2 separate regions of the Homo sapiens genome follow, and region 2 is linked to region 1. Evidence: chromatin loops called from intact Hi-C (ENCODE). Cell type or tissue: chondrocyte. All regions are shown on one strand. Region 1 holds the start of NUDT11 (nudix hydrolase 11). Region 2 overlaps CENPVL3 (centromere protein V like 3).

Region 1 (8,000 bases):
CCATGGCAAACTCCGTAAGATTTCTTCTAAACATCTTTGTTATTTTCTTAAAATTGTTCTGGAGGCAGCTGATGCAAGTCCTCTTTTTTAAAAAAACCTTCACTTTGTGTTCCCCTCTAATAGCAGCCTCTTTCCTAAATGCCTTTTCTAAATGACAACAATTTTGCCCTCTCTCAGCCCTCTGCATTCTCATATGCAGAAACCAGGTAGGATGAGGAGCTAGCTGTGTGTACTGGAAAAGGGATGAAAACTACAGCCAAATGGATCAGTGAGAGAGGCAAAAGAAATCTAGACAAACTAAATGGCATAATTAAGTTTGGAAACTGCCTATGATATAGCCTGTTGGCTCTGGCATCAAATAATACAGTATGTTAAATCTGTAAAATGAGGAAACAGTGTTTCCTCAAAGAGATGTTAAGATGACATGTAAGAAGTGGTTAGGGCAGGCATTGCAAAAAAATGTCTTATATATCATTTTAAAATTTATTTTTATAAAAACTCACAACATTATTTTGCGTCCACTGTATTTATTTTTACAATTACCTTTATAGCAAGTGATAGTTTTTGAATAAAATTTAAGCAAATCATCAACAGTACAAAAACACTAGAGTTGTTACACGAAGGACTGATTCTACAAAACATTACCCTAGGTGATGGCATAATCTTAAAACTGTGCAGCTACTGTGTGGTATGACATAGAAATAGGAGTAATAATTCTTGTCCTCAAACATCTTACAACTGTCTTGAAATATTTCTGAAACACCTGATACACAAAAGCCACACACATGGTGCCTAGATAGCATATACTCTACTAGCACCAGATTGGAAGGGGAATGTTTTGCCACACGGTGATTACAAAATATTAATTGAATCAAAGAACCTTCAGTGATGCCAACCATATTTCAAGTAGTGTCTCAGATGCAGAATATGCAAAGAGTAAGGAAAAATAGTCTTTGCTCTCAAAGACATCATAGTCTAATGAAGGCAGACACATCAAAAAAGCACAACAAAAGGCTATAGGTGCTGAATTAAGAGTCTATTCACGTATAAGAGTACAACAACCAGAGCAAGAGTCAGTGGTATAGACAGGGAAGGAGTGTCCCAAGATGCAGGAAGAAACCAGATGAGCTGTCTTCTTGGGAACACAGAAGTGCTCACCTGTACTTGACAATTCCACTGATCACTGGGTTCACATCAATGTTTCTTTCAGCACAATACTGAACATCTTTGCTGTTCATCTGGAAAAACAAACCAACACACAATTAGCAGGCTTATGTTAATAATTCCTCCAACTGACAAATGTACCAAGAGCTTATTATGTACATCAATCACTTTGCATCAAGCACTTCACTTCCACAGAATTATCTAATGCAGATGCAATCAATGAGTCTGGATCAGCAACTGAGGGGTTATAAGCCAATGTATACCATGATGTAAAAAAGTCAGGAAAGCAGCGATATCAGAAGTTTTGTAAAAGAGGAGTGACCATTTAAGACATAAAATATCCTAAATTCCATGTTACAGACTCTAGACTCATGGAAATAATTCAGGCTGATTCCCACCCACGAAAGAGTTTTCAGTCCAGTGACCACATGGCCAAGAAAACAGATTAAGTACAATAAACTCTGCGAACCATGACACAGAAGAGGGTTTCTTAACCCAGGTGGTCAGGAAAGGCTTCTCATTGGAGATGTTTGTAAAGTGTCTATTTTTACTATCTCCAACAACAGATTTTTTTTTTAAACTGAGCGTCAGATAGTTAGATAACTTGGCTTAAGTTTCAGTGAGGAAGAACTGGAACTAGATCTGTCTGACTTCAAACCCCCAATGTAGTTTCTATCACATCATGCGCTCACTCTTTTTTTTTTTTTTTGAGACGTAGTCTCACTCTGTCGCCCAGGCTGGAGTGATCTTGGCTCACTGCAACCTCTGCCTCCTGGTTTCACGAGATTGTCCTGCTTCAACCTCCCAAATAGAAGGTATTACAGGCACGTGCCACCATGCCTGGCTGATTTTTGTAGTTTTACTTCATTAATAATTAGAAGTAGAGTTGGGGTTTCGCCATATTGGCCAGGCTGGTCTCCAACTCCTGACCTCAAGTGATCTGCCCACCTCGACCTCCCAAAGTACTGGGATTACAGGTGTGAGCCACCATGCCCAGCCCATGCTCTCTTATTCTTATAAAAGTGTTATGTTTTAGCACAGTCAGCATAGTAACTTCCACTTCTTATAGTGCTGTTTGCCCAAACATATTTAAAATCTGCTAAATACCATTAGTATTAATAGCTATCTTATCAAGAGACCACTACCAGGAAAATATTGTTTAAAGTCTTTCAGAGAGTACCTGGTGGCTCCCCCACAAGGGAATTCTAGAGGTGAAAGCTCTGCCAGGCAAATACACATTTTCTAACTGTAAACAAATTGGCATTCTTATACTAACCTTCTGAAATGAAATCACAGAAAGAATTTAAAACCTTTACATCAATTGTTGCAAATGAATCTATGCAAATAAAGCAACAAAATTATTTTCGAGTTTCTTCCCTTTAGTTTGTTTCTTTAAAGTGTAGTCAACAGATTTTGTATCTAAACACACACATACTTCTTGAGAAAAACTGTATATATTATAGACACAGCACCAATTGTTTCCAGTATATGCATCTATATTAATGTTTCCTCTTTATATATTCACAAGAATAAAACACTTGACCAGCTGAAAATGTAAGCTATTTATAAAACATGCAGAAAATAAATCTGATTCATGTCTGCAAACCTCAATTGTCTGTGTACTCTTTTTCCTTTCTTTATCAAGACAGGGCTGTAAAATTTAGGTGTACATTTTTCTGCTATCACAAAAGAAATAATGTACAAGTGAACTCTACTACTCTTAGAAGGAAAAAAATCTCAACTATACATCAAATTTTGGAGCACTGAAGTGGCAGAAATTTTCTATATACTACCTCTGTTCTAAAGAAATGTGGTGCCACTGTTCCGAAAACAAATCTTATAACACATTTAAGTATAGGTAAACAAAGTACAAATCTCAGTTTTTCAAAACATTTTCTGTACTAATGCTTTTAACTTGAAACTCTTGACTTAGTTTTGAAGAGAAAAAAAGAATCTCCTTGGCGCTCTTAACTATTCTGATGAGACTAAGTTCCAGAGAATATTTTACAAAAACTACTTAATTTAACAGTACGCCTTGAAAAGTAACACTACATATTCTAAGTGTTTCTGGAAAAAAAAAAAGAAAAGGAAAAACCACGACATATTTATAAGCTAACAATTCTTAAGAGAGGGTTACTATGAATGCTGTACATTAATTTTTACTTTGTCAGATACATAACTTAAGAACCAAATAAGATGATGCATAATTACTTCTAATGATAGAAAGTACGAGTTAAGTCTCCAAAGTAATCGTGACAGTGTTTCATGTGGAACACATTTCATCTACAAAAATATCCATAAAATACAATCTAGTATACCTCCTAGGTCAATATTAATGTAGAAACAAGAACCTTCTGTAATAATTAGGTTATTGAGGAAAATCTTAAGATCCATTTTAGACTGAATAATTAAGTCAAATTGTTTGGAATTTAAAATATGTGCTTCATGATGATGAAATAATCTGTACAACAAATAACCATGACATAAGTTTACCTGCGGAACAAATCTGCACTTGTACCCCTGGAATTAAAAGTTACAAAATATTTTTTAAAATATGTGGTTCAAATATATATATTCAACATGTATCACTTTGTTAAGAGAAAAATAGAAAAATACTCCGTATTTGATCAGACCATGTAATTCAGATAATAAAACTGTTGTAAGTTTTAAAAAGCCACAATTTCTAGTTTACTCTTTCCTTTGATAGCATTAGTGCAGAAAATATTTTGAGAAACAGATTTGTACTTTGTTTACCTATACTTAAATGTGTTGTTGTAATATTTCTTTTCAAAACAGTGGCACCATATTTCTTTAGAAAGTGCAACGGCACTCACTGTTTAGCAGCATAAAAAATATTATTTGTGAAATTACAATGTACTCCAAATAGAGAAAAATATTTCAGTGTTTTGAAGGGTAAAATACAAAAAGCACACAAGGGGGCAGCAAAAAAAAAAAACAGCAGAGACGGTTTCAAAAGGAACTTTTCTATGGTATTAAAAGACAGGAGAGCAAAATAATGAGTAGGAGGTTTTTGGATTACAGGCAACGTTAAGTTCTTGATGTAGATGCTGGTCACCTGCACCTAGAATAGGGTGTCCTGTGAGACAAAACAATTATTCTCTATCGTTAAGAGAGATTGTTCAGGAATCCTAATAGTTTGACAATTCTGTACCAGCTGAACATCACTAGAGCTAACTCAGTTGGGATGTAATCACCATAAAAGATTCCATTCCTGTGGTTACTGGGAGTCAGGGAGGTTTAAGCGGAATGTCACTACATTCAAATATGGGAGGGAGACCACTTTCAAAAACGAACTTAAATCCAGAGAACCATGGTTCTTCTATGGTATCCAGTAAGGGGCAATGGGAGTTGGAAGTTGAGTATGGGAAATCAAATTCTGTGAATACGGTTTTTCTGATAAGATGTGTTTGGCTAGCAGATCCTCCGCAGCATCTATTCAATAAGGTTAATCTACATGGGAAATAGCCATTTGAAGTCAGCAGTGAAAAATTACCACTTGTGAAAATTTTTTGAAAACCAAATGATCTACATATAGAAACAGAAAAAGAAATTTCTGAAAGGGGCAAATGAGATCCCATTTCAGAAGCTAAAGTGACTGTAGAGTGCAGAAAGAGCACAACATGTAGGATTTCCCAATTTTTAAAAAAATTCAAAACTGATCTTTTAAACCAACTCCCACCACAGAAGGCCTCCCTGACAACAAGGGCGAACGCTGTGAAGGAGAAAACTAAAGGGGAAAAAGAATACTAAAAGATGCCACACAACCAAGCTGGTCAGACTTTAAAGGCCTCCACTACCAAACAAACCACAAGGCTGGTATCAAAAATGCGCACGCACGCTCACCCACGAATATGTGTGAAATATAAAAGAACCAAAAACATCACAGGGCGCACAGGCAGACACACACTCCACACACAATCCCCACCCACCCCTCGCCCCCCACACACACCTCCCAAAAGCAGGGTGAACAGTTAAGGCACCTAAAACCCCAAGCCGCATAGGCTTCCCCGAAACATTTTACAGTGTAACCAAGAAGCGATTTTGAAAGCATCTGAAAAACGTGCAAACTGTCTTGAAAACAGGGCCTGGCAACTGAGACAGTTTGCAAGCGTGATTCAGAGGGTCTGCCAAGGAAACAAAAGAAGCCTCCCTCCTCCCCGTGAGACCGCACATGGCACGAGAGGTGCTCCAGGCGGGACGCATTTTAAGCGAGGCAGACAAATAGAAGTCTGCGCGAGCGCAAGCGGTACATACTAGGGATCGCTATCTGGCGAGGATGGGGCCATGGAGTTTCCATTGGTTGGGGAACCGCCCAGCTTTAGTTTCTCCAGATATTCGGCGTGCACGGGCTTGTGGCACTGGAGAACCTTGATGGCATCTTCGACTTTGAACCACTCTCGCTTCCTCCCAATGCTAACCGAATCTTCCCAATCCTCCAGCAGCTCCGTGACAGTCAGTACATACACGTACGTTCTGTGCTTGCGATCCTGGTTCTGTTCGAAGACGCCCAGGAGCCGGCCTAACTTCCCCTTGACTCCCGCTTCTTCGTACACCTCTCGGACCGCCGCACCGCCCGGCTCCTCCTCGGGCTCCATGCCCCCGCCCGGCACGATCCAGCGGTCCGGGTACCGGCTGCTACTCACTAACAGGACCTCGTCCTCGCGTTCGCTCCGGAAGCACAGGCACGCCGCCCGCTTCTTGAACCCCTCGGGGTCGTAGGTCCGCGTCTGGTTGGGTTTGCACTTCATCCTCGAGGCAGCCTCCTCGAGGCAGCCTCCTCTCGCCTCTCGCTGCTGTGTGGGCCGCCGCTGCCGCTGCCGCCGCCGGGGAACAGCCGAGGTGCTGGGAAGAGAAAGGGCCGAGGCGAGGGGCGGGGAAAGAGAGGCGCCTCCGTCTGCCCGCGAGCCCGGGGAGCGGAGGGAGAGATGAAGCTGGGCGGGGCGCAGGCGGAGGCGGGGGCAGCGAGGCGCGTCAGCCAGTCGGCCAGTCCGATGGGCGGCCGGCCGAACCCGGGCCCGCCGGAGTGGAGGAGGTGCCGCCGCCCGCGAGCCCGCGACTGTCCACAGACCCCACTCGCTTGTCGGGGGCGCGTCTCCCTCCCTCCGCCGCCGGGTAGGGTTTGAGCGAGGTGAGGCGCATTAACGGACGCGTCCGCGCTCCCGTTCACGTGCGCGTTCGCGGCGGAGGGCGAGGGGCGGGGGCGGGGGTCTCCTGGCTCCCGCAGCGCGCGACGCCTCGGGCCCACTGCGCAGGCGCCCCGCACCCCTGGGGGCCGAGAACGTCGTTCGCGCACTGTGAAATACACCGCATTGTGACTTTGGCCGACTGCCTCCACGTGTGCCTTTGACCCAAACGCGACTGTAGCGCGGCAGGACGTTTCTCCTCTCCCTCCCCACCGCGCTGCACGAAACCCACACGCAGCCGTTTTACACACGACAGAGGCAAGGGCATCGTCGTCATCATCCTCCCCCACGATGAACCATTCTGGCTTACTCATGGGACCTGGGCCCCGGTGTTGTCAAAACGACCCACGGGATTCTTGGCAGAATAGCCGCGCATCCTTGCTGAGTCACATGATGCAGTTTTATTTCTTCAACAGGTTCCCACCTTGCCGAGCATCCTGGCGCAGCTAGTAATTTAACGCTTTTCTTAAACCCCTGTTCACAACCTGCCTGACCCCTTTGTGTCTCAGTTTCCTCATGGGTACACTTCTCGCCTCCTTGTTGCAGCCATTTGCACTTCGATGCAGTACACCTTAAAGACCAGAGCACCACCCATCTAGTATTCCTGCGTTAAAGCCCAAGACATTCTCTCATTCTCCACACACTCCACCCTTGTCTTTCTCTTTGATAAGCACCACTTGGGGGTTGGGAAACCATTCACGTGGAGATCCCCTCCTATTCCACACTTTGATTTTTATTTATTTTTATTTATTTTATTTTTTATTTTTTTATGGCAAGAAACATTTATTATTATTATTATACTTTAAGTTTTAGGGTACATGTGCACAATGTGCAGGTTAGTTACATATGTATACATGTGCCATGCTGGTGCGCTGCACCCACTAACTCGTCATCTAGCATTAGGTATATCTCCCAATGCTATCCCTCATTAAAGACTCAAACGTTAGACCTAAAACCATAAAAACCCTAGAAGAAAACCTAGGCATTACCATTCAGGACATAGGCATGGGCAAGGACTTCATGTCTAAAACACCAAAAGCAATGGCAACAAAAGCCAAAATTGACAAATGGAATCTAATTCAACTAAAGAGCTTCTGCACAGCAAAAGAAACTACCATCAGAGTGAACAGGCAACCTACAAAATGGGAGAAAATTTTTGCAACCTACTCATCTGACAAAGGGCTAATATCCAGAATCTACAATGAACTCAAACAAACTTACAAGAAAAAAACAAACAACCCCATCAAAAAGTGGGCGAAGGACATGAACAGACACTTCTCAAAAGAAGACATTTATGCAGCCAAAAAACACATGAAAACGTGCTCACCATCACTGGCCATCAGAGAAATGCAAATCAAAACCACAATGAGGTACCATCTCACACCAGTTAGAATGGCAATCATTAAAAAGTCAGGAAACAACAGGTGCTGGAGAGGATGTGGAGAAATAGGAACACTTTTACACTGTTGGTGGGACTGGAAACTAGTTCAACCATTGTGGAAGTCAGTGTGGCGATTCCTCAGGGATCTAGAACTAGAAATACCATTTGACCCAGCCATCCCATTACTGGGTATATACCCAAAGGGCTATAAATCATGCTGCTATAAAGACACATGCACACGTATGTTTATT
Region 2 (8,000 bases), 120 kb after region 1:
TAATTAATAGCAAGTGATATTTTTGAATTAAATATACGATTATATAAGTAAAACAGTATAAAGATTCTTGAATTTTGGGAACAAATATCTGATTAAATAGCTATTGCTTCAAGTCTCTTTCACCAACTCACACAGCTTCTGGGAGCAGAAAAACACTTTGATGGAGAGAACGTCTGAGTAATACATTCTTTCTCTAGCTGTGATATCATTACAGATTCAGCCTTGTCAAATTATGTTGAATTTTAAATACAAACTGAGTCCTCATGAACTAGTCACCAGGTATTTTATGCATACTTATTATGGGGTTAACATTAAATTGGGTACCAGAGGTACAAGGGAATGCTAAATCATTCTCTGCCTTCAATGATCATATAGCCTTGTTGGGAAGACAATGCGATTTGACCTTTTACACTGGTAGAACTCAAGACAGTTTGAGCTACAGTGCAGGGAATGGAATCTAGATTCATAAATACCCTTGATCATCACTTACTGGTTTTGTGACTCTGGACATGATCTTGCACTCCTCTGAGCTTATTTGCCTTTGTGTAAGTTAGAGATAATAAAATCCACCTTTCAGGGTTACCAGGAAGATGAGAAATGACTCCTGTACACAGTAGAATCAGAGTATTATTAGTCTGGTACATTATGTGAACATCAAAGATTAGCACAGAGCTATTGGTATAGATTAGGCATTATTACTCATCTATAGTTTTATGGTCAGAAAATGGGAGTGGAAAATAATTAAATACAACCTGATCCATACAAACAGGACAAACAGAAATCCTTAGAGTAGATTAAATATTGATCTAACAATGTGATGGTCTAGCTAGCACCAGGAAACATGCAGTCTAGCAACACAGTAGATTGGTAAGGTGCTAGCCACTAGAGTCAGAAATAATCAGTTTTAGGATGACAGGTGATAGGTGCTCATAGCAGTAGGGGAATTCAAGATATCCTGAGATGAGAGATGACTATGTTTCAACATCCATTTTAATGCATACAGCAACAATATAAGGTAGATACTGTTTTATACCCCATTTACGTATAAAGAAACCTGAGACTCAGAGGCTAATGAACTTGCCTAGAAATACCTAGCCAGTAAAGGAACAGGTTATGATTCAGACCTAGGCACTCTGATTCCAGTACTTAAGACATACCTGGGGCTACTTTTCTAAACGTTTCACATGTACTATCTAATGTAATCCTTACAGTTGCAGAATTTTTATTAAAAAGCACAGTTCTCACTCAGAAAGAAAGAAGGATTTGCATAAAAAAGAATTTCAAGCCCAGAAATACTAAGATTACAGGTGTCAGGAATAGTAACATCCAGCCTACTTCCAGCCTTTCTCTCTCTCTCTCTCTCTCCTTCCCTCCTTTCTTTTCTCCCTACTTCCTTCTCTCTCTCTCCCTCTCCCACCCTCCCTCCTTCTTTCTCTTTCCTCTCCATTCCTCCCTCATTCAAATCCAAGCAATAGAATATTACCAAGGGCTCCTTTAACATTCTTTTGCCATGAAGTCAAAGAACTGCTCCTGCAGAGAAAAGGGTTAATTGAGACCACAGAGAAGAACAGTTCACCAAGCATACTAGAGTTTCTGCCCTGGTAAAACATACCCAAAGATGATGGTGACTGATTGGAGCCAGGGATTCCTGGAAACTAAGAACTTTACATTTAGGGCAAGGGACTTGAGATTTAAAGGAAAGGTAATGTTAGGGAAACTGGGTTGTAATTTTAGTCCTGGGAGTCAGTTGGAGGGGGAGCGTAGAAGGTAGGGTCATCTTTGTGATGGACTGGTTCGGTTTTGTCTCAGGGTTACATGAATCTGTGGAGAGAAGCCAGCAGTCTGCTGTAGGCAGCTCATACCAACTCACTAGAGCTGATGATTAAAAATTAAATTATATGAACTTACAATAAAATAAATTATATTAACAACAAAGAGGCCAGGCGCGGTGGCTCACAGCTGTAATCCCAGCACTTTGGGAGGCTCAGGAGGGCGGATCACGAGGTCAGGAGATCGAGACCATCCCGGCTAACACAGTGAAACCCCGTCTCTACTAAAAATACAAAAAAATTAGCTGGCCGTGGTGGCAGGCGCCTGTAGTCCCAGCTACTCAGGAGGCTGAGACAGGAGAATGGCATGAACCCAGGAGGCGGAGCTTGCAGTGAGCCGAGATCCTGCCACTGCACTCCAGCCTAGGCGACAGAGCGAGACTCCGTCTCAAAAAAAAAGAAAAAAACAAACAAAGATAAAATACTCAAAATGAATGGGGCTCCTATTTCTCTTATTACGTTTTACTATTCTCTGTGTTCTTGAAGGGATTTGTGTTTTTCATCTGTACCGTGGAAGTGTTGTGGAATAGTATGCCGCTGCTCATCTGGTCTCAGGTGTGTATTCAGTGACTTCACATTGGTAGCTTGAAGTAAACCATGGTGGGGGAATTTACAGCACCCAGAAATCAGGCCTTCATTTGTTGTTATGTTGATAGACTAGAATTAATGAAATGATGTAGAAAATGTTAATAATGCTGATTAAACTTTAATGCGTTTTGTGTCTGTAGCCACTACATTGTGAATAGAATAGCATAGAAAATTGAGGAGCTATTATTTTTGTATTTAAAGACTATTGTTCAGTTTGCCAAAGAAGTCACTAGAGTCATTGATGAATAAGTGAAGTTCTTGATGAATAAATGAAGTTCTGATATGGTTCTTTGTTATATGACTCTTACTTGTTAACATAAACAAGTTAAAACCCCAAATTTATGCTAGAACTACACTTGGAGAGATGCTTGCTAGGTATTTACCAGTATATATCTGGCCAATACCTTCAACTCCTGCCGCATCCCATGCACACCAAATGACCTGGTCTCCCAGCACTGACTAGTGGTTCCAGAGCAGTGGGCATTGCAAGTGACATCAGAAGGGATGGTTAGAGAAAATGGGATATAAGGCCTTGAAGGGAACAGGAAAGGGCAAACTGAGGAGGGGATGAAGGGGTGGAGGAGCTAGCCCATTTCTACGAGTACATATGTGTGAGAATATATAGCTAATGTTTACTTAGAATGTGTTTCTTTACAAACTTCAATGCATATTCCATGCATATTCAAGGATATATATTTGTACATGCATGTACGTAAATAGGCATTCAAGCACATAACTACAATAGAGTTAATCAATTTTATTTATTCATTTTTAAACAGGTTAATGCATGGACATATTAATGTGTATGTGCAATGAATGCTTCAAAATTTTCAAAAACACTGGCTAATTGTTTCCCCCACTTCTTTTTACTCAAACCGTAAATACATTTTTTCAGAATTTCCCACCATTGGCAGGAAATAGCTATATTTTAAGTTATGTGCTTTCTAAATAAGTATAATTCTGGAAGTTGTAAAACCCCAATAGAAGCTCTACTTCAGTAACTGGTGCACAGTGAGTATTCTTAGCTTATGCATACACAGATATTTATTGGATAATGATATGTCAAATGATGTACGGGGCACTTGGGATTCACAAAGAATTGGGCAGTGTCCTTGCCTTCAAATATCTCACAGAAAACAGAAATTAAACAAATGTAATTTATGATCTGGTACTGGGACCAGGATAGAAGTCTGATCTTCATGTATGTCACACTCTCTCCAGCTTCTAAGACCTCATATATATTATTCCACTCTCTGGAAAATTCTAGTTCTGCTTTTCACCTAACTCCTATTTATTTGCTATATCTCAGATAGCGTGTCTCTTCTTTTGAAAGGCTATATCTTGCCTCCATCTTGATATATACTGTCAGAACATCTTGAATTCCCCTACTGCTATGAGCACCTATCACTGTTTGTTGTAGTTTCTTGTTTTGTTGTCTTCCTCAACAGACCATGAGCTCCACAAGGACTGAGATCAAGGATGCCTTACTCATTTCTATATCCAGGAGCCTACTTCAGTACCTGCCATACCAGTGTGAGGAAAGACACTATGACAGCTGGAGGGCTCAGTTCATAGGATGGGGATAAAAAACAGTTAGAAAAAAATGAATCCATGCCAATTTCCTATTCATATATCACAGTCAAAGTTGCATGATCGGACATGACTAGATGCTGGAAATTCACTGATGTAGGTTGTATTCTTAATATTCAAATAGTCGAGGATTTTATTTAGCAAGGAAATAAAATTTGGGAGCAATGATTTTATGAAAGATGTCCTATTTCACGGAAAGGACACAGAAAAAAACAGTGCCTCTTTCTCTTCTTGATTCTATTCTTCCTGGTTGTAATTCCTAGAATGCTTATTATAGAGGAAAGCATCCTAACTACTGGGCTTCTTTCCCAGAGATTCTGAGGAAGCAAGCGTCATCCCATTCCCTATGAATTTCTCAAGTGTTAAAGTAAAATCATCCAACAATGTGCCATCACTTATAACGTCCACTGGAGGGCGATATACTACTGCTGGTACCACCTTCTATAGCATAGCCCGCGAGGACTAACTTTAGTTTCCTAACAATGTAATTATAAGTCCTCATAGTGCAGAACACCTAATAAATAAAAGAAGCCTTTTCAGTAGATGTGAAGATACAGATGAGAAGATGGAAATGGCACCAGCCCTGCGCCCACCTCCCATTTCCTTACCTATGACCCCAGGGTAGACCAGGTTCCCAGGGGTCCTGTAATACTTCCCCTCCATGCTGACTTGTGACTAACACAGAACACAGAGCTAATGGTTTCACCTAGAACATGGCCGGTCTCTTTAGGTTCCTGGGTATCTCATCCTGGAGAGAGGACAAGATTAGGAGATGAGTGTTATTATCATAACAATTTTAGAGATGAGGACACTAAAACTGAGGTCCAAATAAGTTTATTAACTGGCCCAAGAATAAACTTATTAACTGGCCTCTTTTCTGTGCTCCCACAGCACCCCACTTTTTCCTAGTCACACTGTATTTGGAGGCTTTCTCATTCGCTAAATGGAAGTGATAAGGACCTAGAGACTGTGTTTTTTGTTCACTGTTCTATCTTAGCATGGAAAACAGTGCTGGGCAGCCAGGAGGCATAAAGTGGAGGAAGGCTAGGCAGAGAATAGGGTATGAGGTGGGAGAGGATGAGGTTCCATCTATGGTGATTCCCCTGTCACAGCTTGGATGAATGTGGATGGGGAAGAAACAGTGGATGTTGTCTGATAAATCCATTAAGAGGAGAAAGATCATGCAGCACCCTACGGATTTACTTCCTATTACTCCTTCTACCCTGTCACTGGATTGATGTAACTCTCACTTTAAGTGTCCAAAAACATCGCACCTGAGAGGGTATCCATGAAAGTATCTAAATCTTAGGATAGAGTGCAATCATGACCCTTGGTTCTATTTATCAGTGTCGTCACCTAATAAGAGCAACCATCATAGCAAATTCTTGAGTGCCTGCTGGGCGTTAGCCACTGTACCAGCAGATTATACACACGCCCTCATTTCATCCTCACAATGAAGATGAGGGTGGGCTTTTATAGATTTTTTTCTTTTTTGAGACAGAGTCCTGCTCTCTCACCCAGGCTGGAGTGCAATGGCGCAATCTCGGCTCACTGCAACCTCCGCCTCCCGGGTTCAAGCAATTCTCCTGCCTCAGCCTCCTGAGTAGCTGGGATTACAGGCGTCCGCCACCACACCTGGCTAATTTTTTGTATTTTGACAGATTTTACAAAGCTGGACAGTAGTGCATAGAAGAGTTGGGTTTTCAGCCCTTGCTCTTTCCTTGAAGTAAGAGATGCCTGAAGCATGGCACAGTGGCCACTGTCAGGGTCCATGATCACTAATGGCTCACAAACATTCATTCACAATTTTGAAGTGTAAGATATACTTCTGTGCAATAGAAAAAAAGACAGCTAACACATAAAGTAACATTAACTTTAAAGCCTCCTTTGGAAATAAAGGGGAAAACACTGACTTCCTGGAACCTGTGGTAAAATCCCCCAAAGACTCCCTTAAACACCTCTTGCTTTCCCCTATATTCCTTGCTGGATATAAGCTGCTCGTTGCTTCTCTTTCTCTCCAGTTCTTACTCAGTCATCCCCTTCCCCAACAGCTTGTTCTTTCTCAGGTTTTAGCCCCCCTCCCATTCCTTCTCACCAGCACAACAGTCCTCTGCTTGCATTCTCACACACAGAAACCAGCCTAGCATGCTTAAACTGTATGCCAAGTTAAAAGGGTGCTTGGCACTCTTGAACATGAGTCTTTAACCAAACTGATGAATGATTTGCACATGGCTTAGAGAAGCAAAAATTATCAGAACACGCTTTAAAAGTCATTCTCAGAAAAAGAGAGAAATTATATATACACATTTCTTTGGACAGAAACACTGACATGGCAGAAGCATGACATCTTGAGTCATTTTTTTCCATCCCTCTGGATCTATTCTATGCAATGGAGTGTAATATAGGTGTAACTCAGTGCAATTTGGTATTTTCTGACCACCAATATGACTGAACCACCTAAGGCATATATGCATGTTCATGTTCTCCCTTCCTCTCTCCCTCCCTACCTCAACTCAATCCCTAGGTGGAGAAGGACTGGGGCAAGCTATTCCAAAGAACAAAGGAGGAATCTTGGGGAGTAGAGCAACATGTTGGAGAAACCAGGTCACAAAAACCTTCCCTTTAGGTAGGGGTAGGGGAAGATGGAAAAGAAGAGGTATGAATTGAAAGGTGGTAGCATCTCTTATGTGAGGCATAGCCATGTCATCTCTCATATACATGGAAACACAAACTTACTTAATTGATCTCTTTTCCCTTCGTTGAAAAGGTAAGTCAAGTTAAACAATTCAACATCCAATGAAACATGTACAGAGGAGAGACAGACAGCAAGTAAAAGACATATGGAAAGAGTATCCAGGCCCTTTTACCGAAGTAGTAGAACAATGCAGACATTTATTAGAAGTTTGCTCCTTTGAAATATTATTATTACACTGAAAGTTGGAAAAAAGCTAAACATCCATCAGAGGAGGTTGATTACATAAATTATGAAAGATCCATATTTTTTAATTCTATGAAGCCATAAAATGATAATACTGATATGTATCATTGAACCCACCACTGATTGTTTGATAAAAATTTCAGATACCAAGAATTACATATAAATTAGAGTTGGTTTTGTAATATACAGCATAGAAATACATACTTTTCTATTATTAAATATTTACTGATTTCTGAATACTTACACATGTATAAGATAGGTATTTAGAAAGATTAAAGAGGGCATACAGCACACAGACGTTTCTCATTCCTATCTCCCATCTCCTTTCCCAGAGACAGTTTCTAAAACAAAACTGAGGAAAATACTAACATCATTCGTCTAATAAGAGCAATGAGGTATGTAATACTAATGAATCTTAAAACATATCATATAAAAAACACTAGATAACTGGACTAAGTAGTGCAAACGTGAATGTCTATCTAAAACACACACGTCGCACACACACGATAATGAATGGAAGACGTCCTAGCACATGTTTACAAACTGTTTGTGTGTTGCCGTCCTACACACCAGACGCAAAGCGCTGAAAACAACAAGCCTGTTCACAATAGCACCAGGAACGTACAGTACACAGGAATCATCTGCAGGTGATTTGTGACAACTGTAGGCAGAACAGTAAAAGCGAGAGATACAATGGATGGTTTGAAAAATCAGAGACACTCTTCTTCCTTATCGAATTGCAAGATTAACGTTGTACTACGCAGACAAAGGTGTGTTCAAGATTTGGATCGTAAGCGAGTTCACTGAAAACTAGCGGAGGGGAAGGGCAAATACTGGAAGGGAATCCCCGGTGTGACCAGGCCAGAAACACCTCTTTTACAGCATGGGATCTGTGCAGGTACTCGGACGCTCCCCGCAGGGCCGCCCGGGCCGGTTTCAGGCGGGCTTGCGGCCCCAATCACTGCTCCTGTTCGCGGGGACAGGCAGGGGCTGACTGGGAGGACGTCTTGTGGATGGCCTTGTGCTCCTCGGCGGCCTCCTCCCCCGGGTCGCCA

What was found. Peaks named below come from ENCODE experiments on the same cell type or tissue, not always from the same donor. Only the 100,000 strongest peaks of a DNase experiment are listed, where the experiment ranks them.
Region 2: it touches region 1 in a loop (2.9-fold over the local background); 7 of 110 quality-filtered maps call a loop at or near these places.

What each region holds. Positions count from the first base shown.
Region 1 is chrX:51,490,512-51,498,511 of GRCh38, forward strand. NUDT11 (nudix hydrolase 11) reads right to left here and starts at 6,081. Exons shown (of 2, transcript NM_018159.4): 1 at 5,440-6,081; 2 at 1-1,238. The coding sequence starts at 5,933. The coding sequence ends at 1,238. RefSeq lists a silencer at 6,152-6,271. In chondrocyte, CTCF peaks have their summits at 4,104 (motif pointing right) and 4,315; a DNase peak (open chromatin) is centred at 6,160.
Region 2 is chrX:51,610,152-51,618,151 of GRCh38, forward strand. CENPVL3 (centromere protein V like 3) reads right to left here. Exons shown (of 1, transcript NM_001355276.2): 1 at 6,869-8,000. The coding sequence ends at 7,904. Among named protein-coding and RNA genes, the nearest start is that of CENPVL3, 4.8 kb to the right of the region's middle. In chondrocyte, CTCF peaks have their summits at 4,417 (motif pointing right) and 4,624; no DNase peak of the experiment used is centred here.